Regions from separate parts of the Homo sapiens genome. Here all the other regions are linked to region 1. A link is a loop called in an ENCODE intact Hi-C map of the cell type or tissue named here. Cell type or tissue: ascending aorta. All regions are shown on one strand. Links, peaks and the distances in the headings refer to the core of each region. The heading gives the core; the rest is flanking DNA.

Region 1 (6,524 bases), core at 773-5,772:
ACACGTGCTTCAAATTTTTATGCAAAACAAAATTAAACCTAAAACGGCTAGTGGCAACTGCTTAGCCTTTGGTATTGCTTTTAATTATTTAATTATTTATTTATTTATTGAGATGGAGTTTCACTCTGTTGCCCAGGCTGGAATACAGTGGCACAATCTTGGCTCACTGCAACCTCTGCCTCCAAGGTTTAAGTGATTCTCGTGCCTCAGCCTCCCAAGTAGCTGGGATTACAGGGCACATGTCACCACACCCGGCTAATTTTTGTATTTTTAGTAGAGACAGTGTTTCACATGTTGGCCAGGCTGCTGTCGAACTCCTGACCTCAGGTGATCCACCCGCCTCAGCCTCCCAAAGTGCTGAGATTACAGGTGGGAGCCACCGTGCCCAGCCTGGCATTGCTTTTAAAAACACGTGTTCATGGTGGAGAAAAGCTGTGGTCCTAGTGTCCTGTCTTCTGTCCTCATTGTCTGGGAGGCCTAACCTTAGGCTTCCCTCGGAGCAATAAAGGAACTATAGGGTCTTAGAGCTGGGAAGGGGCTCCCATGTGCCTGATCTTGAGGCCATGGAGCCTGCGAAAGGGAAGCAAGAGGTCTATGGGATGCCACAAGGCTGTGGCTGGATCAAGCCATCGTCCTAAGAGGATTCCAAACAGTCAGAAAAGCGGGGAGATGAAAAGGGCCTCACAGTGCTGGGCAAGGGGCGCACAAAGGGGCTCTGTTCCTGTGCCCCCAGGGTGCCCCCTCTGCCTGCCTGGCTCTCATGGTTGTCAAAACAGAGGGAACATTCCTCAGCTGACCCAGGACACAAAGGCTTGTCCTGGGCTGGGAGCGAGGCGCAGTGGTTTCATTAGTCCAGGCACAGTCATAAATCCCTCCCCGGAAGCCTGGCCTGCCGCCTCAACGACCAGCCTGAGAGCCATGGCCAGTCCCACAAGTCCAAGGTAGGCTTATTTTTCTTCATTTGTAGAAAAGACTTTTTAGTCACTGTAACATCAATTGTTCATTGTGGAAAATTTGGAAACTACTGAAATCAAAGAATAGAAAGCAAAAGTCATATATACTATCTGTATCCACAAATAATTACTGAATACAAACACGATGTATGTGTATTTACATACATATTACGTATATATTTTTATATATATGTCAAATATCTGTATATGTTTGAATGGGGCGGGATTAGTGTTTTGTCAACCTTTTTATTGTGAAATACAGTACTTAGAATGCATCAACATAAGATGTGCAGGTTAACAAATAATTATCATGTAAATCCCATGAAGCTGTCAGTGACACCAAAGACCCCGTGAAATAGTTTCTTCTGAGTCCCCCACCTTGACTGTAGCAGTAACTGCCATCCTAATTTTGAGGACACATCCTGTTGCGTTTCTTTGTGGTTTACCATCTACATATGTGTCCCTAAAAAGTTTAGTTTAGCTTATTTTTGAACTGTGTATGAATAGAACTCTCCCATTTATATACCTTTGTTTCTGGGGTGTTTTGCTCAGTTTTGTTTGGAAGATGAATTTATCAATGTTGTTGATTGAATGTAGTTCATTCATCCTCATGAGTGTAGAGTGTGCCTTTCCAGGAATAAGCTACTTTCTGTTTATCATTTACTGCTGAGGGAACATTTGGGTTCTTTCCAGCGTTGGACTTCTACACACAGTGCTTCGTTGGTTCCCGTGGCCTGTGTGCCCGGACTTCTCATGTGCAGGCCTTGGATGAGAAGCATTGTGTCAACAGGTATCCAAAGAAGATAATGCTGAACTGCTTTTCAAATGGCTGCACCATTTATGTTCCAGATACTCCCCATCCTCCCCAGCATTGTCAGATATCTGGAAGGTTTCTGAGAGTTTCTCATGATGGTGCATGCAGAAATAGCTGACACATAGTAGACATTTAGTATTGTTTGTGGAGGGGCAGGGAATGATGGCTCACGCCTGGAATCCCAGCACTTTGGGAGGCCAATGTGGGCAGATCATTTGAGGTCAGGAATTTGAGACCAGCCTGGCCAACATGGCACAACCCCATCTCTACTAAAACTACAAAATAAAATAAAATTAGCCACTGTGGTGGCACACGCCTGTAATCCCAGCTACTTGGGAGGCTGAGGCAGGAGAATCGCTTGAACTAGGGAGGTGGAGGTTGCAGTGAGCCGAGATCCATCACTGCACTCTAGCCTGGACGACAGATCGAGACTGTCTCAAAGAAAAAAAAAAGTGTCTTGCAGCTCTATTTATTATGAGTGTAATTAGTTATATAATTACTTATATCTCATTAAATATATATTGTATAGCTATACATTAGTAGCTTAACAGTATATACTATACATATAGTTTCATACAGTTCTATTTATTATCAATTATATATTAGTTATTTGTCAGTTATACATGTTAGCTCTATGATGAGTTATTTTAGGTAGCTAAAGTATTTTAGTGAGTATAGACAGCCTACTTTGACTCTGCATCTTGTTTTTCATTTGTAAAATAAAGATAATAATCCTTGGGCCGGGCGTGGTGGCACATGCCCATAATCCCAGCATTTTGGGAGGCCGAAGTGGGTGGATCACCTGAGGTTGGGAGTTCGAAACCAGCCTGACCGACGTGGTGAAACCCCATCTCTACTAAAAAAACAAAAAATTAGCCAGGCACGGTGGTGCACGCCTGTAAACCCAGCTACTTGGGAGGCTGAGGCAGGAGAATCGCTTGAACCCAGGTGGCAGAGGTTGCAGTGAGCCGAGATCATGCTACTGCGCTCCAGCCTGGGAGAGAGAGTGAAACTCCATCTTAAAAAAATAAAAATAAAAATAAAAATAAATAATAATAATTCCTGCCTCATAGAGTTGTCATAAGAATTAAATAAGCAATCAGACAGATTTCTGGTACATCATAAACATTTTAACAAATGTTTATTTCCTTGTCTTAAATAATAACTGTAGAACACTGCTGAAAGGGCTGCTTATCAGAGTTGCCTGATTTAATGTTAGCTAAGGGCATTCACCTTGCCATTCATGTGCTTCAAACTACTCTAATCTAGAGGATTGTGTAATCTATTTAAAATCTTATTTTCATTTAAGAAAACTGTTAACTTCTCTCTCTGTTACTTTGCCTTGAAAAATATTTTTAAAATGTGTGCTACCAAATAACTCATGAGTCATCCATCGTTTCTTACAGTGACCCATCTGGAGAGAGTGACTTTTAAAATGTGTGAATGTTCCAGGATCACGACACCCTGGAATTCAGGATGGCCAGGACTGCAGCCCCCTTTTGTGAGGTTTCCGAAGCAGACTTGGGCCTGCAGGCCAGATGGACACAGCAGGCCTTTGCTTTCTATGCACCACCAGAAAATGCTTGATGATTCACTGGCTTTCTTTGAATCAAATGTAGATTATACAGAGCTGTTAAGTGTGGACTTTTTTTTTTTTTTGACAGAGTCTCATTCTGTCACCCAGGCTGGAGTGCAGAAGTGGTGCGATCTCGGCTCACTGCAAGCTCCGCTTCCCGGGTTCCTGCCATTTTCCTGCCTCAGCCTCCCGAGTAGCTGGGACTACAGGCACCTGCCACCATGCCCAGCTAATTTTTTGTATTTTCAGTAGAGATGGGGTTTCACTGTGTTAGCCAGGATGGTATCGATCTCCTGACCTCATGATCCGCCCGCCTCAGCCTCCCAAAGTGCTGGAATTACAGGCGTCAGCCACGGCGCCCCACCAAGTGTGGAATATTTTTAAGACAAAGGATATGATTTTTTTAACCTGTATCTTTGATGTGTAGTTTTTGACCATTAAATATGACCTTTTTTGATCTTATATTTAAAAAGATGCGCTGGCTTATATTAGACACAAGTAGAAAATTTAACTTTTCCAAGAGCAACACATAATTTTTAGTCATGGTTTGCTCATATTAAACATATGGTTACTGTATTACTAAAAAATATCAAAGTAATTTATGACTTTTAGAAAATCCACAATGCTGGTCCTTATTAAAAAAAGCATCAGGGTGAAGGTTACTGGAAGGAGTGCTCTTTTGCAGTTATTTGTCTTTGGATATTTTTAACATCTTTCATTACAGAAAGCTAAGTAGAAGTAGACAAGGAACATTTTGTCCTTGAGTCTAAAAATATGATTTTCCCCTTTCTTTCAAATTTTGAAGACTTTAACATCTCATAGTTTCTTTTTTAATGAAATCATTTAAACATAAAGTCACTGGAATATTTTTAATGAGCCATTTCAAAGAACTAATGAATTAAAATAACTTTCTGTTTCTCATCTTAACTGTTCTTTCCCTGACTGTAGAATTATTATTTGGAAAGTGGAAAGACTGGCCGGGTGCATTGGCTCACGCCTGTAATCCCAGCACTTTGGGAGGCTGAGGTGGGTGGATCATGGGGTCAGGAGATCGAGACCATCCTGGTTAACACGGTGAAACCCTGTCTCTACTAAAAAATACAAAAAATTAGCCGGGCGTGGTGGCAGGCGCCTGTAGTCCCAGCTACTCGGGAGGCTGAGGCAGGAGAATGGCGTGAACCCGGGAGGTGGAGCTTGCAGTGAGCCGAGATTGTGCCACTGCACTCCAGCCTGGGTGACAGAGCAAGACTCCGTCTCAAAAAAAAAAAAAAGAAAAAAGAAAGTGGAAAGATTAAATCTTGGCAGGAGGGAAAGATAGAAGTTGGGGAGAGCTATGTGTAAGGTGATAAAGTTCTGGAAGATGTGAATGGGGAAGAGACAGTCCAGTGGAAGGCCCAAAAGCCCGATTCTCTGAGGCACAGTACCAAATCTCTTCCACTGTCTAGATCTGGAAACCCACTGGGTATCTGTCCTTAGAAGGACACACTACCAACTTTTCAGTCCTCATTTAAGGCGTTGGGAATGTCTTTACCTCTTCCTGACACTGTAGTCTTCGTGATGTTGGGGACCTCAGCCTCACCTGGGACGTTGCCTGCTTGTCTGGTAGCTCCTCTCTGGGCTTTTACTCCAGCACCCTTAGTCCTGGGCTGATTCCCCCTCCTGCCTCCCAGCTATTCTCATTCTTCACACAGGCCCAGGATGGCCTCAGCTCTCAAGGTGGCAACCATCCCCTACGAACGATGAATGCACTGCAGTTTATTTCCAGCCCAGTCTCTTTCCGTAACCTTAGGCTCCTATGCTGAGCATCTCCATGTTTCGCCATTACTTCACTGGATGAAGTAACCCTTGCTGGGTAACTCCATATCCATGCATTCACTCTGTGTCAATTGTAGGATGCACACTTCACCCAGTCACCTAGACTAGAATACTTAGTTATCTTTGTCTATTTGGACTCCATTGTCGACTCATTCAATTAGTCACTACTTTCTCTTCTGTTGACTTAATTTCTTGAATTCCATTCAAATCCTTCCAGTTTTCTTTATCAGCCCTGGGCTTTAGTTCAGACTATTCCCACTATCGCTTATTTCATCTTTAAAACTAGCTGCTTAACTGGTTTTTCTCCCTCTAGAGTTCTCCTTCTCTCCCCAGTTAATAGCTGCAATACAACCAGAGATCCTTCTACAACACTACTTTATTTATTTATTTATTTATTTATTTTCTGACATAGAGTCTCGCTCTGTCACCCAGGCCGGAGTACAGTGGCAAAATCTCAGCTCACCGCAACCTCCACCTCCCGGGTTCAAGCAATTTTCCTGCCTCAGCCTCCCAAGGAGCTGGGATTACAGGCGCCTGCCACCATGCCTGGCATGGTGTATTTTTAGTAGAGATGAGATTTAGCCATGTTGGCCAGGCTGGTCTCGAACTCCTGGCCTCAGGTGATCTGACCACCTTGGCCTCCCAAAGTGCTGGGATTACAGGCGTGAGCCATCGCGCCTGGCCTAACATTTCTGATCTTATCTTTTCTTTAATTAAAATGTTTCGATGGGTTGGGGGTGATGGCTCACACCTGTAATTCCAGCACTTTAGGAGGCTGAGGCGGGCAGATCACCCAGATCACCTGAGGTCAGGAGTTCGAGACCAGCCTAGCCAACATGGCAAAACCCCGTTTCTACTAAAAATACAAAAATTACCTACTTGGGAGGTTAAGGCAGAAGAATCACTTGAACCCGGGAGACGGAGGTTGCAGTGAGCTGAGATCGTGCCACTGCACTCCAGCCTGTGCAACAGAGTGAGACTCTGTCTCAATAAATAAATAAATAAATAAATAAATAAATAAATAAATAAATAAAACGGTTCAATGGCTCTCTAACTCATCTAGGAAAGGTCCAAACTTCTTAATGTGATGAATAAAGAAAGCCCTTTCCACAGACTTCAACCTTTCCTGTCTGAGTCTGAGCTGGACTCTGGTGCTGAATCTGAGCGCCCCCGGTTAGTGAGAATGTTGCCTCTCCCTCCATGGGCTCTCTAAGATTTATCCCACATGTCAGACGTCAGATAGCGAGTCTCTCTAAGGACAACCACTGAGTTGAATTCACTGGCACATCCTCTGCACATATGGAGTTTTGTGCTAAGAAGTTTAATAATATTTCATAAAAGTCATGATGGAATTTATTGTCTACCA
Region 2 (6,524 bases), core at 898-5,897, 52 kb before region 1:
TAGGGAGAAGAGGGGAGAAGGGGAGAAGGGAGGAAAGGGAAGACGGAGGGGAAAAGAGGAAGGGAGGAAGCAGGGGCACCCCAGAAAGGGCCAGACACTCTCCAAAGTTACAGCATCCTCACAGCATGCCCCCTGAGAAGGCAGCATTCATGCCATTTTGTTTAAGTGAAGAAACAGGAATGAGTGCCAGAAATGGGACCTGGGCCGAGTTGGTCACAGCCAAACAGAGAGCAACTGGGTGGCCCATGGGTGCATCCAGCCTGTACCCGTGGTTTGGCCTGTGGTATTTTTGCATTTGTTTTCAGTTGAGTTCGTTGCCAGCCTTTAAACATCAGGAGACTTTACACAAAACCAGGGACTGTTGGCTTCTTTTTCCACACAGGCCCTTCTGGACCCACAGAGTCCACATTCCCCAAAGTGAAAGCTGCCTGGCCTCTGGGGGTGCACTGGGTCCAGCACCCACAGGTGAAAGTGAAGTCAGCCAGTGCCCCGTCCTGGAAGCCTCTGGATTAACTGCGCAGAGTGGTCAAGGTCTCGGGGACTTTCCCCATTGCTGGGGGGTCGGGGGAGGGGATCCCCTTACAAACACCTCCAGGCCAGGTGCTTGGCTCTAAGGCAGGAACGCTTTTCTGTGTCTTGGCTCCCGGGCTGGGGACAGACAGGGAGCCCGTGAGTTTGTTGGCTGGAGTCACCCTTGACTGTCATCCTCGGGCTGCATCTGAAGGGAAATGGGGCTTTTAACAAAGTCAGTCATCCAAGAAAAACAACGCCAGATAATTTTGAGGCTAAAGAGCAGCCCTCTGCTCCCATCCCTGCCTGATTCTTTCTAGGGCAGGACGTTTGCTTTATTTTTTCATGGCGATGTCAAGCAGAAACATTTTCCAGGTCCTGGCAGCCCAGTGGTATGGAAGGCGTCTTCCTTCCCGCCCTGGCATTAGCTATGGCTGTCACTTACAGCAAAATGAGACACTCTGCGACTGTCTGACTGCCTCCAGGCGCTGGCTGCATTTGTGCAGGATTTGGGGCCTGGGCAGGCTCAGCCGACTCAGAAGAGCCTGTTTAAAAATGAACTCTTTTATGTTCGAAAGTTTCAAAAATAGAAGGAGCCAAGTTTAGAGATGGAGATGCCATTTAAATGTCTATGGTTACGAGTGCTGTGGGTGGTGGCCTCCCAGCCTCCCTGGGCCGCGCCTGCTCCCCATGGGCCACAACACCACCCCCCCTCCTCCAGCCGCTGCATTTTCTTCTATTCCCAACTGTGCGCCACAGAACTTTTACAGTTATTCACAAAGGAAACCTCATAGTAACAAACACATTTCAGAAACCTAAACCTGGTGCAGGAAAGCAAACGGCCAACATTTATTTAATTTTATATCTTAACATGCATGGTATACTATATTCAATCATCTCCCCTCTATCTTCTAAATGATGAGAACCTCTCAACACATAGAAAATGTATAATAAGGCCAGGCGCAGTGGCTCATGCCTGTAATCCCAGCACTTTGGGGGGCCGAGGCGGGTGGATCACGAGGTCAGGAGTTTGAGACCAGCCTGGCCAATATCGTGAAACCCCGTCCCTACTAAAAATACAAAAATTAGCTGGGCATGGTGGCCCAGGCATGGTGCCTGTAGTCCCAGCTGCGTGGGAGGCTGAGGCAGGAGAATTGCTTGAACCCAGGAGGCGGAGGTTGGAGTGAGCGGAGATTGTGCCACTGCACTCCAGCCTGGGTGACAGAGCAAGACTCCGTCTCAAAAAACAAAACAAAACAAACAAACAAAAAATATTTAATAATAGCACAGCATGCACCATTATATGTCCTACCTAGATTCTGTAATCAGTAACATTTTACCGTTTTTTCTTTTTTGCTATTTTCTTTTTTCTTCTGAACTGCTTGAAACTAAACTACTGAGTTATGATGCTACAGACCTAAGTATTTCAACACACCTCTCCTGAAAGTAAAGACTTTCTTTTTTTTTTTTTTTAAGACAGGGTTTTTCTCTGTTGCCCTCTGTTGCTCGGTTCACTGCAGCCTCTACCTCTGGGGCTCAAGCAATCCTCTCACCTCAGTCTCCTGAGTAGCTGGAACTACACGTGTGCGCCACCACGCCTAGCTAATTTTTGTTCATTTTTTGTAAAGACAAGGTCTTACTATGTTGCCCAGGCTGGTCTCGAACTCCTGGGCTCAAGGCATCCTCTTGCCTCAGCCTCCCAAACTGCTGGGATTCCAGGTGTGAACCACTGCACCAGGACAAGACATTCTTTCACATAGCCAAAATAACATCATCCTACGCAAACGATCAACCATACTTCCCTAGGATTATCTACTATCCTGCCATATGCAGATGTCCCCAATGGCCCCCAAAATGTCTATTACAGTTGGTTTTTGGCCCTGAAGCAGCATCTAACAAAGCTTCCATTGGTTGTTTTGCCTTTTCAGAGTCTCCAAATGTGGCACCCTTCCCCTTGTTTCTTTCTATTGTCCTATTTTTTCAGTGACACCAGGTATTGTTGGCATTTGCTTACCCTAGGAAGAGGTCCGAGGCACAGTCCTCTGTGCTCCCAAGCACCCTAGGAGTCCCTGATCTCTGCTCTGGAGTCCTCTGCCCACCGCAGGCCCCAGCAGCTCCATCTATGGCCCCTCACCCACCCCTGCTACCTCACCCTGCTGTGTCCATAACACCCCCAGAATGATTTCCCTTTAACAGCAGTCTGAGAGTTTGGCCTTGAAACCTGGAAAAGGCTGCAGGGTAAGGCCTGACCTCCTCAGCTGGGATCCAAGCTGTCACCCCTCTCCCGCCATGCCTCTCTGTCTCATCTCATCCCCTAAATGCCCCCTTCGTTTCCAGGTAACTCAGGCACACAGAACTTCCCTGACACAAGCTCTTTCATGCCTCTGTATGTTGACACACGCGGCTCCCTTTTCTGGGGCACTCTTCCTGTCCTGTTCTTCTCACCAGAGCTGCATCCGCGCTTTGTAACTCAGTTATCAATTGGGCCTCTTTGCTCCGTACAATGCGGCCTATCTCCCTATTATAAGACATTGCATTACACTGAGTTTGTTCTTTACAAGTGCATCTCCCTGCGGATGGAGCTCCATGAACAGTTGTTCAGATGTTCTTATAGGCAGTGCTGCAGTCAACATTCTTCCACAGTCTCCCTGGACTGGCTCCCAGGACTCCAGTGTTGGAGTCTGAGTACACAAAGGAGTGGAGGAACTGGAGACCTGCCCACTCCCTTCATGTTCCAACGTGATGCCGGGGGACCGGGCTCTGGGATCTGCTGTGCATCTCACCGCTGTGTGAGGGTGCCCATTTCTCCATGAGGGGTCAGCTTTTAGTACTGCCCACTTTTAATGTTTGCCAAGCTCGTGGATGTAAAGGGTATCACACTGTGATTTCCATGCACATTTTCCTGAATTAAAGGGTGGCTGAGCATCTTCTCATATTTTCTTGGCAATTCAGACTTCCCATTTTAAAAATCCCCTGTTCTTTTCTGTCTCTGGCAGTTTCTCTTCTTCAAAAGGAGGCCAAAGTGGGGTTTATATTAGAATCCTGGTTCCTCACCAGGGATGCAATATGACAGCTGGTCAAGAAACTGTGGCTCAGTTGAGTGTACAATAGAGGAGGGCAGGGAGTGTGTGATAATAGAAATTCAAGGGGCGTATAATGAGTGTGTTGGTGGAGGTCAGGGAGAGAGTGAAGGCAGAGGTCGGGGAGTGTATGATGGTGGAGGTCAGGGAGTGTGTGATGGTGGAGGTCAGGGAGTGTGTGATGGTAGAGGTCAGGGAGTGAGTGATGGTGGAGGTCAGGGAGTGTGTGATGGTAGAGGTTAGAGTGTGTGATGGTGGAGGTCAGGGAGTGTGTGATGGTGGAGGTCAGGGAGTGTGTGTTGGTGGGGGTCAGGGAGTGTGTGATGGTGGAGGTCAGGGAGTGAGTGATGGTGGAGGTCTGAGAGTGAATGATAATGGAGGTCAGGGAGTGAGTGAGGGAGGTGATGGCAGAGGTTAGAGTGCGTGATGGTGGAGGTCAGGGAGTATGGAATGGTGGATGAAGGTCTACCATAAAGATCTAGGAGTTCAAAGCTATCCAGTAAGTAGATGGTGGTGGTTTAATTTTTTAAATAGTAATTTGGACTTTTTCCATGTACAGATCCAGATTCACTGTTTCTGAGTCAGTTCTGGCAAGTAGTAGTGTTTTTGGAGAGGGAGAGGCACCCTCTCACCGCGGGCATGAGTGCTGCTAACCCCTGTGTGGGAGGCTAACTCGGAATGACTTGAAAGAGCTATAGATACTGAATGAAGGGTCTCCTTTTCTCTCTGCCTCTCTGTGTCCTTCTGCCTCAGCACTTCGTGCAGATGAAAGAAGCTAGAGTCATGGTGAGGCTGAAAATTGCTTGGGTAACAAGTAATATTTCTGTTCAACTGGACCCGAAGGACAGGTTGGGAGGTCAGCGGAACCACAGCCCACAGCGCCAGCTGAGGTGGGGCTGTAGAGGGCCTGAACACTCAGGCAGAGGGAAACCCAGCCTTCCGAGCCGTATGCCCATGTGTGGCAGCTTGCCCCCACTGGGGCAAGTTTCTGAGTAGAGACGATTGTTCTATATAAGCTGCATAAACATTAGTTCTCTAATGAGCTGGAACCAACAACAACCCAGTGAACTTCAAGTAAAGGATCTACTCCATGAAAACGGGCAGCTTACCTCTGCACAACTGGGAGAACCTCAGTGTTTTTGCAAAACATACACTTTATGAAGCACAGGACCTCAGAGCTGTTGATAAAGCAAGAGAGCTAGGTGAGAGCTGGATCAAGCCCCAGAGCTGTCATTTACCATTTTGGGACCTGGAGCCTGAGCCTCTACTTTTTCAACGGCAAAATAGGCGTGAATAACATATCTAGAAGGACTGCTAGAAAAATGAAATGACATTTGCAAAACACACAGTGGAGCTGGCATAGAGGAAGAGCCTAATAAACCTGCTAAATCCCCCTTTCCCCTGACGTGTGTGTGTGTGTGAGAGAGAGAGAGAGAGAGAGAGAGAGAGAGAGAGAGTGTGTGTGTGTGCGTGTGTGTGTGTGCATTCCCTGTTCATTTCAAGCCCTGCTGTCCCTGGCTTATGGCCTGGTTTTGGCGTTCCTCTTCCACAGTTCAGGCTTCCAGACCAGTGGGCTTACTGGCTCGGTTTGGCCCAGGATCAAGCCCCTGCCTCCAGCTGTAACCTGAGCATTGTCTGGAATGCAGGACAATACATCAGGGCCATGTGAATAGAACTAATCCTCTTTATGTTGGCAGCATCTCATCGGAAAAAAGTAGTGGGAGTGGGTGGGGAAAATCAGGAGACCCCACCCCCTGCTGTCTCTCAGCAGCTTCTGTATGAAGCCATCAGAACCTTGGGCTGCTCTAAGGGAAAGAGATTTTCCTCTTGGATTCTTTTTTTTTTTTTTTATTGGAATGGAGTCTCACTCTGTTGCCCAAGCTGGAGTGCAGTGGGGCTATCTCAGCTCACTGCAACCTCCACCTCCTGGGTTCAAGTGATTCTCCTGCCTCAGCCTCCCGAGTAGCTGGGATTACGGGCGCCCACCACCACGGCTGGCTAATTTCTTTTGTATTTTTAGTAGAGATGGGGTTTCACCGTGTTGCCTAGGCTGGTCTCGAACGCCTGAGCTCAGGCAGTCCGCCCGCCTCTGCCTCCCAAAGTGTTAGGATTACAGGTGTGAGCCACCGTGCCCAGCCTGTTGGATTCTTTAGGACAGAAAGTAACAGGGCCTTCCAACAATTTATGTTTGAAAACTCCCTGGCACATGAAGCCAGGCGAGCAGGCTCAGGGAACGATCATTTTGTTGATCAGCCAACTGTTTACTGAGCCTGTATTATGTGTCACGTCCCTTGTCAGCTCAAGGGGTACAGGAGTAAAATTCATGACTGTGGAGAGGCCAGACCCTCACAGTGGACATCACAGCTATCATAAAAGAGGCTACCAGGAGAGCTGCCGTGGACCCCAAACACCTCAGCCATTTACTATATGATTCAGTGTGAAAACAGTTCATTTGCATTCAGCTTCTTTAGAAATTCATCTACACAGACTGAGAGTTAAGTCTTAGACATATATAACACGACAGCAAACAGAATCATTTCATTTCATACCCACTGGACCTGGGTTGAACCCTCTGTCAGTCACGCCCCTTCTGGAGAAGTATCAACAGCTCCCCATGTCTGTACTCCTAAAGGAAAAGGTTGATCATGAGTCACGCTGGATATAAGTCTTTTTTTCTGAGGTGGAGTCTTGCTCTGTTGCCCAGGCTGGAGTGCAGTGGCGTGATCTCGGCTCACTGCAACCTCCACCTCCCAGGTTCGAGCGATTCTGCTGCCTCAGCCTCCCGAGTAGCTGGGATTACAGGAATGTGCCACCATGCCCAACTAGTTATTATTGTTTGTTTGTTTAGATGGAGACTAGCTCTGTCACCCAGGCTGGAGTGTAGTGGCTCGATCTCGGCTCACTGCAACCTCTGCTTCCCGGGTTCAAGCAATT
Region 3 (6,524 bases), core at 926-5,925, 81 kb after region 1:
CCCCAGAGAGCTGTACAGCTTGCTTGAACCTCATTCAAGGTTTCTGTTCAAACATCACATTATCAAGAGGGGCCTTCCCTTTAAAGAAGAACAGAGCCCTATTTAAAATAGAGCCCTCCCTAATTCACTTAATTTTTCTTCATAACATTCACCACTGTCCACGATTGTAGCGTGTTCTTTTTATTACTTGACCCATGTGCTAGAATGTAAGCACCCTGAGGGTAGGCATTTTGTTGGTTTTGTTGTTTGATCTATTCTCAAAGCCAAGAATAGAGCCTGGGACACAGTAGAGTTTTAAAACATGACAAATAAATGGATGAATGAATGAATGAATGAATGAAAAAGCAAAATTTTCCATTGGGAAGGATAAAATCTTTTTTGGTAATAGTTGCACTGAGTTGAGATCTAAGTCTTTCCATTTTGCTATCATTATAAAAATTATCTTAGCTATTCTTGGCCCTTTCTTTTCCCATTTGAATTTTATGATCAATGTACCAAGTTTCACATAGACCTGCATTGGAATTTTGATTGGAAATGCATTGAATTTATACATTCATTTGACATGAACACCATCCATAAATATGGGACGTCTTTCTATTCAGGTTTAAAGTTTTTCAGTAAACATTGGGTTTTTTTTTTAAATGAAAGATATGTACATGTTTTCCTAGATTTACTAGGTACACTCATAATTTTCTTTTTGTTGTTGTTCCCCCACAGTGAATAAGATCTTTTCCTTTTGCATTTTCTAATTGTTGGTGTATAGGAATAGTACTCATTTTTTATGTCGATCTTCTAAGATGCTTTCTTAGTTGACTGTCTTGATTTGGGGAGGAAGGTAGGCAAGTATGTCGTCTGCAACTGAGGACTGTTTGTTTGGTTTCTTCGTCTTCTCTTCTTATCCTTTCTGCACCTTATTCCATTGGCTTTATCTTACTGGTTGATTGCATTTTTTTTTATTACATTGGTTTTCAACCTACAGGATACATGCGGAAATAGCAGACATCCATGTCCTGTCCTCTGTTTTCCTAGGAATGCTTCCAAGATTGTACCATTCAGTATGATGTCTGCTAATGATTTTGGAGGATAGCCACCTTGGTTTCCTTGCACAGGTTTTATTATGAAATAATGTTGAATTTTATGAAGTACTTATTTATTTATTTATTGAGATGGAGTCTCGCTCTGTCTCCCAGGCTGGAGTGCAGTGGTGCAATCTTGGCTCACTGCAACCTCCACCTCCTGGGTTCAAGCAATCCTCCTGCCTCAGCCTCCCAAGTAGCTGAGACTACAGTTGTGGGCCACCAAGCCCAGCTAATATTTGTATTTTTAGTAGAGATGGAGTTTCACCATGTTGGCCAAACTGGTCTCAAACTCCAGACCTCAGGTGATCCACCCGCCTCAGCCTCCCAAAGTGCTGGAACTACAGGCGTAACCCATTGCGCCCGGCCAAGTACTTTTCTTCCTTTAATCTTTAATGTGGTGGATTACATTAACATATTTTCTGACGTTAAGCCATATTTCCATCTTCAGGATAAAACCCCACTTGTCATCACATGTTAGTTTTATACACTGCTGAATTTGATTTGTATTTTAAGATATTTGAGATTATGTTTATTAGTAAGAGGGGTCTATCATTTTCATTTTTGTATGATGTTCTTAAGTTTTTAAAAAAACCAGATTATACTAGTTTCATAGAACAAGTTGCTAAAGTTTACCTCTTTTTTTAATTCTCTGGGAGAATTTGTACGAGATAAAGAGATCTGTTTTTTGAATGTCTGGTAAAATTTGCTTGTAAAAATGCTCTAGGAATTTTGAGTACCATTAGATTTCTAATTCTATATATTTAATGTCTATGGTTTACATTTCCTATTTTCCTTCTCAAATTGTTTATATTTTCTAGAAAATGTCATTTAGGTTTTCAAATGTATTGAAATAAAGTTGTTCATAGGATTATCTTACTAATTTTTTAATCTTTATGATGTCTGAATTTGCTGTTTTATGCTTTTTTTGTTATTTTTCTCATTATTTCTAAATCAACTCTGCTAGAAATCTATCTGCTTTAGCATTCTTTCAAAAAATCATCTTTTGACTTTGTTGAGTTTCTCTACTGTTTCATTGTTTTTCATTTTTGTGCTTATATGTTTAAGTTTTATATTTCTATGGCGTTTTGTTGTTTGAGATCGAGTCTCGCTCTGTTGCCCAGGCTAGAGTGCAGTGGCGTGATCTCGGCTCATTGCAGCCTTCACTGCCCAGGTTCAAGTGATTCTCCTGCCTCAGCCTCCTGAGTAGCTGGGACTACAGGCATGCACCACTACACCAGTTAATTTTTGTATTTTTAGTAGAGACAGGGTTTCACCATGTTGGCCAGGCTGGTCTCGAACCCCTGACCTCAGGTGATCCACCCACCTCAGCCTCCCAAAGTGCTGGGATTACAAGCCTGAGCGCCATGCTGGCCATATTTCTATGTTCTTTATGTTTGTTTGATTTATCTTCCTCTAAGTTCTTGAGTTGCATTTTAAGTTATTTATTTTTAAACTTTCCTGGTTTTAAATAAACATATTTAAAATATAATTTTCCTTCTAAATACTGATTGAGATGCATCATATACTTTAGTTTGCATTGTGATTTTTCTCTGTAATTCATGAGTTTTTTCAGAGTTATTTTAAATTTTCAGTGACATGACTGTTTTCAAATTATCTTTTTACCTTTTGTATATCTAATTGGTCACATTGTGGTAAGAGAATGACTTCCAGATAACATCAGTTTCCTGAAATTTTGTTCAGAGTTCTTTCTACAAGGTGTCATGTGAGAAACTCCTTTTCAAAATTAATGCTGGACTGTGAGCTCCGAAATCCACATTTGTTCATTCACTGCAGTGTTCCAAGCAGCCTGGGCGGCGCCTAGGGGTGCATGCCCAATGGTGTGATGGCAGCCAGTGTGTGTTTTCCACTAGAGAGCTCTCTAACAGCAAGGGCTGTGTCTGCCGCAGTCTTTTCTTCATCTTGGCCATCAGCAGCTTAACTTCAGTGATTAATTTTCCTCCTGGGGTCATTTGTTTTTCTTTCCATGACTTTTTATTAACTACTGTGTAGTCTGGACATCCTTCTTTATACACTGTCTTGATTTAGGTTTTCAATGGAGAGAGGCCAGGTAGAAAGGGAAATAGAAAAACAGAACTCACTCCTATTCACAATGAAAGTATTTTTATAAAAACAAAAATAAAGCCTTAAGCAATTTTTCCACTTGTCTCATATGTGACTATACAACCAGATTCCTAGAAAATGTCCCTGCTTTTCTCATTCTTCTCCCTGTGGTGTGGAAACAGGATCCCAGGTCTAAAGGATGAAAACTCTCAGGGCGCAGGTTAAAACTGGATGAAGGGAGCCCAGTGGCATCAGCTGGCTGTGCCCTGGTGGGTCACACAGCTAAGGTCAGCAAGAATAGAATTTAATTACATATTTTACACAATGGGATGGAATGAAAGACTGTTTTGAGGAAATAATAGTTTATCAAAGAAGTGGAGAAATGCCCATGGGAGAAGCACGTTCAGAGCAGGCACGGAATGGATAGATTTCAGAAGGAATTTAGCTGTCACTGGTTCGAGGCCAGGCCACTCCCCTCTAAGCAGGCTCTTATAGCAAGGAGCTGCTAGGACCTGGATGTGTGGTGAAAAAACAAAGTGGTTGTCGGTGCAGAATTTCACAGTTAACAAATCACTTTAATACAAACAATCTCATGAACTCCTCTCACGCCTATGGGAAAATGTTAATTGTGTTTATTTTGTGAAGTTGCATATTAGCTTAGTTTCTCTGAGCCCAATGTGAGCCCCAAACTGTATAAAAACATGCATTCAGCCCCTCTACCACCTCTATGCAACTTTACTTGCTAAAAATGTGTGACATTCCGAAGTTCTAAAATGGCCAGGGTGACCAGTCATTCCCAAACATTGCTAGAAATCAACGTGACCAATGGGGGCAAATGCAGCAATTGATACAATAACATCCTCATTTCTCCAGATTTGGTGTGACAGTTCCTTTCACGCCTTCCCCCTTGGGTTGGTTCCCTAATAATGTTCCCCTACAGAACCTTCTCCCAGGTCCACTTGCCTCAGTAAGGACACACATGGACTGTGCGTTGGAGAGTTAGCCAGTGACTTACTCCCTGTGTGACCTTGGGCAAGGTGCTTAACCACCCTTGGACCTCAGTTTACTCATCTGTGAAATGGATGATAATAACAGAGTGGTGAAGAGTGAATGAGCTGAAGCAGTAGCCCTTAGAAGATGCACTGGCACATAACGGCATTTCCCTTTCCACAGCAGCCACTTGCCCTCTCTAGCCTCTGTTTCCTGTGAAGTGGGGTTAGTAAAAGCTGTGCCCCGAAGAGCTCTTGTAAAAGAGGGAGGCTTCTGTGGGAGGCAGGTCAATCGCTCCTCCCAGACCTCCACAGCCTGACCCTTGGTACTTACGTTTCCTACATAACAAAGGGGATAAGGCTGCAGATGGAATTAAGGCTGTTCGTCAGCCACCTTAAGATGAGAGATTATCCTAGATTATCCAGCAGGCCCAATGTAAACACAAGGGTCCTTATTAGTGGAGGCAGGAGGCAAGAGTTGGTGTCAGAGTGATGGGATGTGAGAAGGACTCAACCTACCACTGCTGGCCTTGAAGATGGAGGAAGGGGCCATGAGCCAAGAATTGCAGGTGGCCTCTGGAGGCCAGAAAATGCAAAGAAATGGACTCTGCCCTAGAGCTTTCAGAAGGAACATTGCCCTCATGGCAGCTTGATTTTTGTTCAGTGAGACTCCTTCAGACTTCTGGCCTCCAGAACTGTAAGATGACACATTAGTGTTTTAAACACTAAGTTTGTGGTAACTTGATACTGCAGTCTAGCAGGGTGCCTTGCTCAGGTAACCTCCTATATGTGATGCTGTCACCATGTTCATTACCATCACCATTGTGGGCCTAAGGTATGCAGAAGTGAAAGTTATCCCAAAGGTTTTCACAGTGGCTCATTCTGTAACGCAGCCTCATTTTAAGACTGTCTGATCTCCATGATACATCACCTCCTCATCCAGACCACCCAGAGCATGTGAGAAGAGCCACTCTTGAAGCTCCTCGGGCATGCTTAACCCTGCTAACCTGCGTTCTGTGTGCTATGGGAAAGGCAGCAGCCCGCCAGTGTCACCTCTGTTGGGATTCGTTCTACCTCCCTATACAGAACTCACTGCTGGACTTACTGCTTCCCCTCCTAAAACAGCTGCCTGTAAAAGGGGCATGGGTCTTGCTTTCTTTGTATTTTTCAAAGCTCTTGAACATGGTGAGTGCTCCATGAAAGTATTTGGAATGAAAAAATCCATGAAAAGAGTCTGTCAAAGCATAGCTGATGGAATGAAACAAGATACAACTGGATGAAGATGTATGTTGTGATGCCTTATTACTTCACTGGGGAAGGGAAGAGTCTTCTCCAAACCACCCAACCACCTGGCAGCCCTGGCTCATGCAGAGGTCTCCAGTCTGGATGCGCTCTCACTGTCCATCAATGTGGAAATGAGGCAAAGCCTGCCAATCATACAATCTACTCCCTGAGGAGACCTGTACATTCTCAAATACATAAACGCACACAGAGAATTCGTATTAGCTTCGGTCAAATCAATGACACAGAGATGCCATATGTCATCAGGCACTGTGCTACATGCTTTACACAAACTCTTTGAGGCAGGTTCCATTATACTCCCATTTTGCCCATGAGTTAATTGTGGATTAAGATGGCCATGCCCCTTGCTCAGTTTCTACATAACGAATGATTACACTAAAAATCTTTCCCAGGTCTGCTTGCCAGACCCCCTACCCCTGTCCTTTCCCAGTGTGCAGCCCCAGGCCTTCGGGGAGGCCACAGCACGGTGTGTTTCCATGACACTGGAGGCACCTCCATCCCATCCATCCACTTCTACCCACTGTCACTGATATGCATGCCAAACCAGGCATATTGAAACTATTTAGAATCCAAAAATATAGCATGCACTCCAAACTTAATAATCTCCTTAGCAAATTCTGATCTGAGCACGTAGGTTTTTAAATGGATTCCAAAACAGCCGCCCAGATAACTTCGAAGTTCAGTTTGAATAACCATTTTATATTGAATTAGTAAATCAGGAAAGATGCGTTATTAATCTAGCAAGATTCAATTGTTAAATTTACAAAATAAGGATTTTACTTCAAAAATCTTATTTAAATATTAGAATGTTATCCTGGTCTCTTTCATCGCTTTTATGAGACCTGAAAGAAATTTCACAAGATACAAGGCTTTTAATACTCAGACAGATTCAGTAAAACAAACAAATAAGACAATATGTAACTCTAGGGCAACTGGCAAATTAACCATTTGGGAGAAGGCTGGAGTTAGAATCTTGTCCCACATCTGAACTCTCCGAATGGTGATTATGAGTAACAGTCTGATGACAGATAAACCTTGATTTTCATCCTGGTTTCCCATTTACTTGTTACGTGAACTGGAAAAATTAACAAAA
Region 4 (6,524 bases), core at 599-5,598, 68 kb after region 1:
GGAGTGCAGTGGCGCGATCTCAGCTCACTGCAAGCTCTGCCTCCCGGGTTCACACCATGCTCTTGCCTCAGCCTCCCCAGTAGCTGGGACTACAAGTGCCCGCCACCATGCCTGGCTAATTTTTTGTATTTTTAGTAGAGCCGGGGATTCACCGTGTTAGCTAGGATGGTCGCGATCTCCTGACCTCATGATCCGCCCGCCTCAGCCTCCCAAAGTGCTGGGATTACAGGCATGAGCCACCGCGCCTGGCCCTTATTTCTTATTTTAAAAAATATTTCCAAAAACGAAGGCAAATGTCCTGCCTCCTGTTATATACTTTAACCTTTGTTCCTCCTGGGAGCTTGCTGCCTCTGGGGTTCAGGGTGTCTCAAGAGTTCAGACAGCACCGTTCAGAGCCAGTGGAGGACCCCAGATGTGACCCTGGAGCTCCACGCTGTAATTCGCCCACACCATGCCCTGCCCGCCAGCTTCAGTCTCTGTCCCAGATTGTGGCTCAGAAAATACATAACAAAAAGATACTTGCCATAGTTTTGGAATGACCATGTGGAAAGTTGAAACAGACTGATGGACTGACATTTTAATTCTCATTAAAGAATTAAATGGATCAGACTGTGTGTGTCTTCCAAGTTTCAGGTAAAATAAAATAGATTACTTTTAAAAGAAAAAATATTTTTGGTTGCTAAGGGCATATATCTAGATCAAAACCTCCTGGCTTCATAAACTTTAAATTATTTTAGATTTCTGAAAAACATGCTTCAGTCTGATGGTAAGAAAATGGGAATTTCAGACGTGTGCCTAATGCTATAACAAACTGTCTAGAGAGAAAATCATCACGATTCTTCCTGAGAATGGAGGTGAATGGGACTTCTTTGAAAGTAAAACCTACAGTGGGTGTCCCCATTAGACAAAAGAGAAGCCCAAATATATATATATATAAAATGTATTTTTTTTTTGAGACAGAGTCTCGCTGTGTCACCCAGGCTGGAGTGCAATGGTGAAATCTTGGCTCCGCATTCAAGCAATTTTCCTGCCTCAGTCCCCCAGGTAGCTGAGATTACAGGCCTGAGTCACCATGCCCGGCTAATTTTTTTGTATTTTTAGTAGAGACTGGCTTTGCCATGTTGGCCAGGCTGGTCTCGAACTCCTGACCTCAAATGATCCACTCTCCTCGGCCTCCCAAAGTGCTGAGATTACTGGTGTGAGCCACCGCACCTGGCCACAATATTTTTAGAGCCTGGTTGGAGAGTTGACTGGGCAGGAAACCACCTGGATATGCCACTGTAAAAACCCAGGCAGAAAACAAGGTGGTTGAAGCAGGTGAAGCAAATGGTGGGTGGCCGGCAACAGGGGTTGCTTCACTGATTGGATGTCAGGGGAGAAAGTGGCCAAGGACGGGAAGTCCAGGATGAACTGGGCCTCTGGCTTGAGATGTTGGATGGATGCTTGGGCCAGTCACTGTCATAGGAAACTCAAGAGTTAGGGGCACACTTTGGGGGAAGTTACTTAGTCTTTTGATACCTTAGTTTCCTCTGCTGTAAAATGAAGAAAACATCATATACTTGGCAGTTGAAATAAACATTGGAAAATTTTATAAAACATCTGAAAGTGCCCAGGAATGGAGACTGTCATCAGAAATGCTTTTTCCACTAAGTGTCTCATGGCACTCCTGTTTGCAGGCGCGGCGGCTCCTCCCCACAGTCAGGCACGCTCGCCCACACTGCATCAGAACATCTTGTTCCTGCAGGATGGCCCAGCCCTTCGCTGGCTGCCCTGCCGGCCACGGGACCGAATCACCATCACTCTCACCCACAAAGCTGCTTTTGGAATGCAGGCATTTCATGGTGTGGGAAGACAGTATTTTTACACTTTTCTCAGAAATTGGTCAAATTCTTTTTGCTCCCTGCTATTTTTCCCCTTCTCCCTCTCCCCTTTCCCTTTTCTTCATTCCAGCAATAGCTAGATCTCTACTGCACCCGAGAAAGGACATGACAGTGGCAAAGCAAAACAGTAAACAATCAACAACAAAACTCCTGAGCCCAGCTGGCTTTGATTTCCCAAAGCAAATCAGTCAAGTAATTAAGAAGGCATGAGAAAAACAGAAACACACACACACAATCTTTACTACCTGTGGGGAGGATTGTGAGGGAAAAAGAAAAATATATTCCTCTGTACCCCATGGGTTATGGAAGGAAGTGACAGATGTGAGGAGTGTGTGAGAGACAGAGACAGAGAGACAGAGACAGAGATAGAGAGACAGAGAGACAAAGACAGGAGGGACAGAGACAGACAGAGGAAGACAGACACAGAAATAGAAAGAGAGACAGAACAGAGAGAGACAGGCATAGACAGAAGTGTCTCCTGAGGTTGGGCCTCTGAGTCCTGCTCTCTGGGGAGTACTCTAGAAAAATGGCAAGATCTCAGGGACCTTGGTGTGTAGATGACTGATCGCCAAAGCAGGAGCTCTGGTCTTAGGCCAGATACACTGAAGCAGCCAAAGAGTCAAGTTTCCCTCTGGGCCGTGCCCTGGGGGTGCAGGGGTATATGAAAAGCTGCAGCTGGGTGCAGTGTTCCTCTAGGGCTCAGGAGAAGTGACAGACAGAGAGCCCAGGAAGCACCCACAGCCTGGGCCTGGCGCGTCCATTGGTGTGACCAAGACCTACATACAGAAAGGTGAAGGTGCACAATGAACTCAGACTTTATCTGAATAGGGGTAAGATCCATTTCAAAATTGGAAGTGGGGCTGATTTGAAAGAATCTATTTTATGAGGATAAACTGATGATGAGATAAATTCTATAGATAGGGTTTTCCTTGACTTCTAAGAGAATAGATACACAGAAGGTAATTATTGAGTTAGAGTTGTCTTTTGTTTCTAAGAAAATGATAAGACAATTTATATTTTTCACAGCCTTGCTTTCTTGCTCCACCAGGGGTCACAGCTGATCTTACACATTTCGGGGTGTGGGCACAACTTCACCACTCTTCCAGGGACCAATGTAAAGCCACCCTGGCACCACCCTTTGCTTACTGAAGATTCCCCCACCAAATCCACGTGCTACCTGTGCCTCATCCATCACTGGTTAATTACTCTGATTAAAATAAAGCAGTGATTTGATGTTTCCAAGGAGCTTCATTAGAATGAGAAAAAATTATATTTACCAAGGAAAGGAGGAAATGGTTGAATAAAAAATATGACAAGTAATTTAATTTTAGGTCAATGAATGCTCCACTGTGATTCAATTCTGACACATGAAACAAATAATGAGATGATCAAGCCCTCTTCTTCCTTGCAGAAACTCGCTAATCCATATGAATGGTCTGTTGTTCACGAGCATCTGGTTCCCTTAACAACCTGTGGCCTGTTTACTCCATGGGGAGAATCTGGTCCTCAGAGCAGCTTTAGGGTCCATGCACCTTACTGGACATCCATAATGCACCACAGAGTGTGGTGCAGCAATATGCCATGTGAGGATTTTTTAATCCTTGAAAAGTTGGGTGAAGAGGATAAGATTTTTCGTATAAGATAATACAGGCTTCAAAAAGTTGGAAAAAGAGCACATTTAGAAAGTCCCAGAGCTGGGATTTGAACCCCTGTGCTTCTGATTCTAAATTGCTTCCCACCACGCTCATGGTGACCTCTAGAAGGTGTTAGTGAGGTGGAGATGTACCCGGTAATCCTGCCAGTGCATCTGTGCACTGATTCTCTATTGCTGGCTGTCCTTCTTGGCATCTTATTCAACAATAGCTACTGTAAGGGGGGAAATAGTCTTATATTTTGTGAAAGAACTCAAATGGCCAATTCATATATGGCCAGTTTACTTAAGAATGAATTACCGACCGGGCACAGTGGCTCATGCCTGTAATCCCAGCACTTTGGGAGGCTGAAGCGGGTGGATCCCCTGAGGTCAGGAGTTTGAGACCAGCCTGGCCAACATGGCAAAACCTCATCTCTACTAAAAATACAAAAATTAGCCGGGTGTGGTGGCTGGCACCTAAAATCCCAGCTACTTGGGAGGCTGAGGCAGAAGAATTGCTTGAACCCAGGGGGCGGAGGTTGCAGTGAGCCCAGATTGTGCCACTGCACTCCAGGCTGGGCAACGGAGCAAAAACAAAAAACAAAAAAGAATGAATTACCAGGCTCTAAAAACCTATCAGTAAGCTTTTTTTTTTTTTTTTTAAAGACGGAACTTGATGCTAAGGAAATTGCAACAACACAATGTCCTAATACACTGTTGACAAGATTAAAAAATTTTTTATTTTTAATTTTTGTGGGTACACAGTAGGGGTATATATTTATGGGGTACGTGGGATGTTTTAATACAGGCATGCAATGTGAAATAGGCACATCATGAAGAATGGGGTATCCATACCCTCAAGCATTTATTCTTTGTGGTATAAACAATCCAATTATACTTTTAATTATTTTAAAATGTACACTTAAATTATTATTGACTATAGTCTCCCTGTCGTGCTATCAAATAGTAGGTATTATTCATTCTTCTATTTTTTTTTTTGGTACCCATGAACCATTCCCACCTTATCTCCCCAGTCCTCTACTATCCTTTTCAGCCTCTGGTAATCATCCTTCCTATTCTCTATGTCCATGATTTCAATGGTTTCGATTTTTAGATCCCACAAATAAGTGAGAACATGTGATGTTTGTCTTTCTGTGCCTGGCTTATTTCACTTAACATAATGTCCTCCAGTTTCGTTCCATCCATGTTGTTGCAAATGACAGGATCTCATTCTTTTTATGGCTGAATAGTACTCCATTGTGTATATGTACCACATTTTCTTTATCTGTTCATCTGTTGATGGACTGTAAATTTGCTTCTAAGTCTTAGCTATTGTGAACAGTGCTGCAACAAACATGGGAGTGCAGATATCTCTTCAATATACTGATTTCCTTCCTTTTGGGTATAGACCCAGCACTGGGATTGCTGGATCATATGCTAGTTCTATTTTTAGTTTTTTGAGGAACCTCCCAACTGTTCTCCATAGTGGTTGTACTAATTTACATTCCCACTAACAATATACTAGTGTTCCCTTTTCTCCACATCCTCACCAGCATTTGTTATTGCCTGTCTTTTGGATAAAAGCCATTTTAACTGGGGTGAGATATCTCATTGTAGTTTTGATTTGCATTTCTCTGATGATCAGTGACGATGACCACCTTTTCATATGCCTGTTTGCCATTTGTAAGTCTTCTTTTGAGAAATATCTATTCATTTCTGATTTTTTATTTGGATTACTAGATTTTGATTTCTGATTGGATTACTAGATGTTTTCCTGTTGAGTTGTTTGAGCTCCTTATATATTCTGGTTATTAATTCCTTGTCAGATGGGTAGTTTGCAAATATTTTCTCCCATTCTGTGGGTTGTTTCTTCACTTTAAGAAGATCATTAATTGCCTTAATCATTCTAAAAAGTGATTTGGCAAATAAGGGTTGAATTGTGTCCCCCAAAATGTCTATGTCCAAGTCCTAACCCCTAGTACCTCAGAATGCAACTGCATTTGGAAACAGGGTTTTTGAAAATGTGATCAAATTAAAATGAGGTTATACTAGAGTAGAGTGGGCATGTAATCCAATATGACTCATCCAATATGACCGGTGTCCTTATAAAGAAGAGGAGATTTGGCTGGGCATGGTGGCTCATGCCTGTAATCCCAGCACTTTGGGAGGCCGAGGTGGGTGGATCACCTGAGGTCAGGAGTTCAAGACCAGTCTGGCCAACATGGAGAAACCCTATCTCTACTAAAAATACAAGAAAAAAAAATAGCTGGGCATGGTGGCAGGCACCTGTAATCCCAGCTACTTGGGAGGCTAAGGCAGCAGAATCGCTTGAACCCGGGAGGCAGAGGTTGCAGTGAGCCGAGATTGCGCCATTGCACTCCAGGCTGGGCAACAAGAGTGAAACTCCATCTCAAAAAAAAAATTAATAAATACATAAAAAATAATAAAAAGGGGAAATTTGGACCCAGACATGCCTGGAGGGAAGATGATGGGAAGAGACACAGAGAGAAGATGGTTGTCCTCAAGCCAAGGAGAGAGGCCTGCAACAGATTCTCCTTCAGCCTTTAGAAGGAACAACACTGCCAACACCTTGATCTTAGACTTCTGTCCTCCAGAAATTGTGAGACAATGCATTTTTGTTGTTTAAGGCAACCAATTTGTGGAACTTTGTTCTGGCAGCCCTAGCAAATGAATACAACAAAATATATACTGTATTGAGAACCTTAATATTGGCAATACCATTTGCACAGGAACTCCTTGCCTTTGGTTGCCACCTAAGAAATCATGCATATGGACATGGAATTACACATAAAGTATATTTAGCTAGTTTTTCTTCAACATGCTATTGCAGGAGGACAATTCAAAAATCTTTCCAACTCCCACCTGATTTCTGAAGGTTCTCTGGGAGCCTGCGCATCAGCCATCAAAACACACTTGTCACATTTTTCTTTCCTTTTGGCCTCCTTTAGTGAAGTCAGCTGCCTGAGGCTGGGCGGAGGTGCTCAGCACTC
Region 5 (6,524 bases), core at 503-5,502, 91 kb before region 1:
TGTTTTTCTCTTTTTTCTTTTTCTAAGTGAGAGTCCCCCCACAACCCCCACTCTTTCTGATAGGAAAGTTAACAGAGGAACAACCCCTGCTGTCTGAGAACTGCAAATTTGGCAGGGCACATTTGAGACACTCTAAACACATACAAATAGCCTCTAAAATATCTTTTCAGTCCCAAACTGGATTCCAAGCTTCAGGCAGAGGCCCTAGAAAGAAATCCACGTCTGAGGGATCCAAAGCGAGGCAACAGGAACGATGTAAACGGGCAGGACCAATTCCTGCTGACTAAACCCCCACACGTCATGGAAGAAGGCCATGCTTCATGGCATAAACAGGCCCAGGGAACTCAGTTTACCGACAGCAGGGAGAAAGGGAAGCATAGGTGAGGGCGGTTAATTCCTATTCTCCAGGTTTTCCCTGCTTCATGGATACGTACCACATCAGTACCCATGGCTGGCACCTGCCAAGTTTGCCGGGGCTCAGGGATAAAGGGTGGAGAGTGAAGGGAGGATGCTCGCTTTCTCTATTCATCACACCCTGAGTTTTTGCTGAGAGAAGGAAGGGAATGAGGGATGCCTCTATTCCCTGTCTTTCAGAATGGGCAACCCGTTCTCTTCACCACCCCCAGCTTATACTCCTCTGGAGTGTATCCTGAACCACTGGAACTGCTTGGACTCTCAGAGTCTGGAGGAAAAGTGCCTCATATCCCTCTGCACAAAGGTTTGGCCAAATTATGATTCACAGGAAAGACTGGCTTGGCCTCAGGGAGGAACCATTCATTTCAATACAATCTGGCAATTGGAACTTTTCTGTAGATGTGAGGGCAGGTAGTCTGAGGCTCCATATGTGTAGGCTTTCTGTACCTTGCAAGGACCTTTGCCGACAGTGTAGGATTGATCTAGCCTTCCTGTTTGCCATCTCAAGGAAGGCTGCAAGGGGCAAGCCCAGGGAAGTAAAGACACGAGTGCCAGAGGCACCCCCAGCAGAGGAGCCAGCTCCCTCAAACCCTGTTCCTCCAAGTTCACCCCTGCCTCCTTCTACAGCTTCAGCGTCTCACTTGCCCACTCCTAAAAATCCTCCCCCTAAACAAGCCCCAGTCTCACTTTTGCCCCTCCAACAAATGCCCAGTGAATTTGGGCCCAGTAAGGTCCAGGTCCCCTTCTCCCTACGGGACTTAAAGTAAATTAAGGAAGATCTTTGCAAGTTTTCAGATGACCCTGATAGATAAATAGAGGCTTTCCAGAATTTCACCCAAATATTTGAACTCTCCTGGAGAGATGTTATGTTACTTTTGAATCAGACCCTGATGGACACTGAGAAACAGGTCGCTCTTCAAGCAGCAGAGAGATTTGGGGATGAGCTTTGTGTCACATATAGCATCAGGGAAGGGGGTGAACATTATCCAACCTGAAGAGAAGCAGTACCAGTGAATGACCCTACATGGGATCCCAGTGACAAGATGGAAGATGAGAAGAGGAAACACTTTCAGGTGTGCATAATGGAGGGCTTACATAGGACTCTCAATTATACTAAGTTGTCCATGATTGACCAGGGATTTGATGAAAATCCCACTGCCTTCCTGGAAAGGCTAAGAGAGGCCTTGGTAAAGCACACCTCTCTATCTCCTGATTCAGTCAAGGGACGGCTAATCCTAAAGGATAAATTTATCACTCAGGCTGCCCCTGACATCAGTAGGAAGTTGCAAAAACCGGTCCTAGGACCAGACAGTATATTAGAGGACCTCTTGAAAGTGGCTACCTCAGTCTTTTATAATAGAGAAAGGGAAGCCTAGGAAAGAGAGACAAGATACAGGTATTCCCAGGGTGCATCTGTGAATTGCTAAGGATATGGCAAGAACAGCTATCTCTCTTCTAAAGTTTATCCGCTCCCATACAAGGTTTAATTTCTTTCACCAGGATGAAACAGCTTGGGGTACAATGTTGTTGTTAGTATATTTTACTTCTTGTCTCTGTAATCTTTGGCACTCAATTCTTTCCTTGTTATAATACACATGTTTAACTCATGCATTCTTAACCTTATAAAACTTGTTTTTTTCTCTCATGCCTAGAAACCCTCAAACTCCAAACCGTCAGGCAACCGGAGCCTCAAACGATGGCTCCCCTTTGCTAGGAACCCTTAGATAGACCTCTGGGAGGAGTCTGACTGCCGTTTTCCCCAAAACAACGCCCCTGTCAACAGGAAACAGCTAAGACCGGTCATCGTCCATATTCTAGTGGCAGTTAGATGTACCTCTTTAAAGGGGGGATATGATAAGGGAGTGCTGGGAAGGGAAGAGCGTGGTCCCTTTAAATGATACAGAAGCAGAGAGGGGAAGAGCTGGGTAGAAGAAGGCGGGTTCCTGGCTAGGGCTTCACCCCCAAGGACCTAGGTGAGGACAGGCACTTCTGCTTTCACGTCCAAATGTTGCAATTTCCAAGACCACCCTGGCCCACCACCACCTGGCCCCATCCTGGGCCTATAAAAACTGAGACCTTAACAAGGCAGAGACACACAAGCGACTGGACATTGTGAGGAACACATAGGTGGAAGAAGACACAAGCGGCTGATCGTCGAGAGCACGCAGGCAGAAGAGCACATTGACAGGCACCGGCATGCCCGCAGGCCATCAACTGGTGTAATGACATGGAGTTTGGCTGGGGCAGTCTGAGGAGAGCCTGGGCTGCCGAGCTGCCCAACTCCAGGGGAAAACAATTTCCCTCTGGCTCCCCTGTCTGCTGAGAGCTACTTCCACTCAATAAAACCTTGCACTCATTCTGCAAGCCCATGTGTGATCTGATTCTTCTAGTACACCAAGGCAAGAAACCCAGGGATACAGAAAGCCCTCTGTCCTTGAGACAAGGTAGACGGTCTAATTGAGCTGACTAACACAAGCTGCCTATGGATGGCAAACTAAAAGATCACCCTGTAACACACGCCCACTGGGGCTTCAGAAGTTGTAAACATTCACCCCTAGACACTGCCATGGCATCAGAGCCCCACAACCTGCCTGTCTGTATGCTCCCCTAGAGGTGTGAGCAGGGGGGCACCAAAGAAGTGAGCCACATCCCCATCACATGCCCTGTGAAGAGGACAAGGGAACTTTTCCCGTTTCAACTGCATTACAGCAACATAATGAGATACTGTCTCTTTAAAAAAGTCTGAAAACCACTAATCTACGGTTCTATTGGCGTGATTCACAGCTGAGAAAACTGGGGCTGCAGGACAGGGTGCTGAGCCAAGACGGGCACTGAGTTCTTTCTCCGGGTCAGAGCAAGCTCCTTCCTCCTCCACCAGTGTCTTTTCTCCTGACTTGTTTTCTGACCATTCACCCTGGGTTCAGCTTGGAGCAGGGCCTGTGTATTTACTGCTGAGGCCACATTAACTCTTAGCAATGATTAAATTTTGACATCTCAAAACCACACTTCCGAATGTCCCCTTCAGAGGGATGCAATGATAACTCCTGCAGACCTTCAGCAAAGGGATATTACTTTTGTGCCCCCTTGGTCCCAGTGTAAAAGTGTTGACTGAAATTAAAAAGGGGAAGTGGTTGTAATTCACCAGGGCCTTTCCTCTTAAGTGGGTCTTGACTTTAATTTCCACCCTCAAGGTGAAGGGCAGAAGGTTTCTCTGCAATTTCACATTAGTTTAACAAATGGTTTAATGAGCACTAAAATCAGTGCTACCCTATGTTGCCCAACCCCAGGAAGAGTGATTCACATTGAATAGAATGTGGATGCTGCCTGTCCCTGGGATGGTGGGGTTCACAGCTTTGCCTAAGAAATCTGTTCAGTGTGTACATTAACACAATGCACGGGGGGAAGGTGATTCACACCAATTCATGGGGGAAGGTGATTCACACCAATGCATTGGGGAAGACATCAACCAGGGGAGGAGACGGCCACATAAGGAAAGAAGCATATTGTGATATGGAAGGTAAAACAGAGGTGCAGGGTGGCCTGGAGGAGGAAATGACTGACACTGAGAGGGGTTTAGGGATGTCCTCATGGAGATGGTGACATCTGAGCTGCATTTTGAGACCTCTGCCGAAATCAGTCATGTCACACTGTGTGATTCAGAGCCACCTGTGTGATTCAGAAGCAGCTGGTGAAAAACACCGTGAAGCTTCCCACTATGGAGAGACCCTCTGACGACAAACTCAGGCCCAACTGATGGCAGATCCTGCTCAGCACACATTTGACAAAGCAAAGTTCACCTTGTTAGAAGTTGACACCCCCCACCTGCTCCTGTGCAGAGGTCCTGCATTCTTACACCCTGGCCAGAAGAGGTGTCAGAGTGGGGCATGGACTCTGTAAGCTGCAAAAGAAGCTGCCTGGGAGGAGTCAGGCTGGAGGTCAGCTTCTACTTTAAATTCTCTATGGGACACTGGTAAAACTACAGCCAGGATTCAATTCCAAGAAGGTTATCAGAGAGACAATCCAAGGTTTAGGTGCAAAGATGTTCAGGGCAGCATTGTTTATAATTATGAGAAATATAACAATCAGAAAACATTTCCTGAGGACACTATGGTCAGGGAGCAGTTTCTGTGTTTTAAAGGAATAGCCTGCTGTGGTTTTGAATAGTTGTGTCCCCTCTAAAACTCATGTTGAAACGTAATCCCCAATGCAACAGTGTTAAGAGGTGTGGCCTAATTAGGAGGTGATTGAGTCATGAAGGCTCTGACAACCTGATGGGATTAGATGCCCTTAGGAAAAGCCCTGGTGGAGGGAGTAAGTTCCCTGGTTGGCCCCTTTGGTTCCTCCCACCTTGTAAGGACACCATGTTCCTCCCCTTGGTCGTATGCAGCAATAAGACACCATTTTGGAAGAGCAGACCAGGCTGTCCCCAGGCACTGAACCTGCTGCGACCTTAATCTTGGACTTTTCAGCCTCTAGAACTGTTGATAAAATACATTTCTGCTCTTTATAAATTATTCAGTCTCTGGTTTCTTGTTATAGCAGCACAAACAGTCAAAGACATAGCCTATTGAGACAGGAATTATAATTGTTCCCATTTCCCAGGCAGCAAAACAGGAACTCTAAGAGGGCAGGTTTGAACTCAACCTGCATGGGATTGGCAAGGTGAAAATGATGGCTTCAGGCCGGGAGCAGTGGCTCACGCCTGTAATCACAACAATTTGGGAGGCCAAGGTGGGCGGATCACCTGAGGTTAGGAATTCGAGACTAGCCTGGCCAACATGGTGAAACCCCTTCTCTACTAAAAAAAAAAAAAAAAAAAAATACAAAGATTAGCCGGGCATGGTAGTGCACACCTGTAGTCCCAGCTACTCAGGAGGCTGAGACAGGAGAATCTCTTGAACCCTGGAGGGGGAGGTTGCAGTGAGCAGAGATCGTGCCACTGCACTCCAGCTTGGGCGACAGAGCGATAATCTGTCTCAGGAAAAAATAAATAAAATAAAATGATGGCTTCAAAAAATTTTCTTAGAAGATTTTGCTCAAACAATCTAAAGTTATGCAGAAAAGACATGCTTACATAGATAAAAACATGCTTAGAAGGAACCTTGGGCAGTGGGCATGGTGGCTCACACCTGTAATCCCAGCATTTTGGGAGGCCGAGGCAGGCAGATCACAAGGTCAGGAGATTGAGACCATCCTGGCCAACATGGTGAAACCCCATCTCTACTAAAAATACAAAAATTAGCCAGGCGTGGTGGTGTGCACCTGCGGGAGGCTGAGGCAGGAGAATCACTTGAACCCAGGAGGCAGAGGTTGCAGTGAGCCAGTGAGAGGTGAAGCCAGCTGGATTTCCTGGGTTGAGTGGGGACTTGGACAACTTTTCTGTCCAGCTAAAGTATTGTAAACACACCAATCAGCCCTCAGTGTCTAGCTAAAGGATTGTAAACACACCAATCGGCACTCTGTAAAAATGCACCAATCAGCGCTCTGTGTCTAGCTAAAGGATTGTACACGCACCAATCACAGCTCTGTAAAATGGACTAACCAGTGCTCTGTAAAATGGACCCATCAGTGCTCCGTAAAATGGACCAATCAGCAGGACGTGGGTGGGGCCAAATAAGGGAATAAAAGCTGGCCACCAGAGCCAGCAGCAGCAACCTGCTCAGGTCCCCTTCCAGGCTGTAGAAGCTTTGTTCTTTTGCTCTTCACAATAAATCTTGCTGCTGTTCATTCTTTGGGTCCACACTACCTTTATGAGCTGTAACACTCACCATGAGGGTCTGTGGCTTCATTCCTGAAGTCAGTGAGACCACGAACCCACCAAGAGGAACAAACAACTCTGGACACGCCACCGTTAAGAGTTGTAACACTCACTGCGAAGGTCCGTGGCTTCACTTCTGAGGTCAGTGAGACCACGAACCCACCAGAAGGAAGAAACTCCGGACACATCTGAACATCTGAAGGAACAAACTTCGGACACATCTTTAAGAGCTGTAACACTCACTGCAAGGGTCTGCAGCTTCATTCTTGAAGTCATAGAGACCAAGAACCCACCAGAAAGAATAAATTCTGGACACATGGAGATCGTGCCATTGCACTCCAGCCTGGAGGCA

What was found. Peaks named below come from ENCODE experiments on the same cell type or tissue, not always from the same donor. Only the 100,000 strongest peaks of a DNase experiment are listed, where the experiment ranks them.
Region 2: it touches region 1 in a loop (2.6-fold over the local background); 5 of 110 quality-filtered maps call a loop at or near these places.
Region 3: it touches region 1 in a loop (9-fold over the local background); 4 of 110 quality-filtered maps call a loop at or near these places.
Region 4: it touches region 1 in a loop (3-fold over the local background); 7 of 110 quality-filtered maps call a loop at or near these places.
Region 5: a loop joins it to region 1, with 2.6 times the contacts of the local background. A loop is called at or near these places in 2 of 110 quality-filtered maps.

What each region holds. Positions count from the first base shown.
Region 1 is chr7:47,688,104-47,694,627 of GRCh38, forward strand. No RefSeq gene overlaps it. Among named protein-coding and RNA genes, the nearest start is that of LINC02902, 36 kb to the left of the region's middle. In ascending aorta, for the core only: no CTCF peak of the experiment used is centred there; a DNase peak (open chromatin) is centred at 3,268; H3K27ac peaks cover 3,355 bases.
Region 2 is chr7:47,635,923-47,642,446 of GRCh38, forward strand. No RefSeq gene overlaps it. Among named protein-coding and RNA genes, the nearest start is that of LINC02902, 16 kb to the right of the region's middle. In ascending aorta, for the core only: no CTCF peak of the experiment used is centred there; a DNase peak (open chromatin) is centred at 3,209; H3K4me3 peaks cover 178 bases; H3K27ac peaks cover 1,578 bases.
Region 3 is chr7:47,768,505-47,775,028 of GRCh38, forward strand. PKD1L1 (polycystin 1 like 1, transient receptor potential channel interacting) reads right to left here. Exons shown (of 57, transcript NM_138295.5): 57 at 6,110-6,524. Among named protein-coding and RNA genes, the nearest start is that of LINC00525, 10 kb to the left of the region's middle. RefSeq lists a silencer at 2,867-3,161. In ascending aorta, for the core only: a CTCF peak has its summit at 2,934; DNase peaks (open chromatin) are centred at 2,927 and 3,387; H3K27ac peaks cover 2,953 bases.
Region 4 is chr7:47,756,318-47,762,841 of GRCh38, forward strand. It overlaps LINC00525 (long intergenic non-protein coding RNA 525), which reads left to right and starts at 5,159. Exons shown (of 3, transcript NR_038407.1): 1 at 5,159-5,196. In ascending aorta, for the core only: a CTCF peak has its summit at 2,927 (motif pointing right); DNase peaks (open chromatin) are centred at 1,724 and 2,464; H3K27ac peaks cover 2,071 bases.
Region 5 is chr7:47,597,772-47,604,295 of GRCh38, forward strand. No RefSeq gene overlaps it. Among named protein-coding and RNA genes, the nearest start is that of TNS3, 19 kb to the left of the region's middle. RefSeq lists an enhancer at 3,290-3,379. In ascending aorta, for the core only: no CTCF peak of the experiment used is centred there; a DNase peak (open chromatin) is centred at 3,216.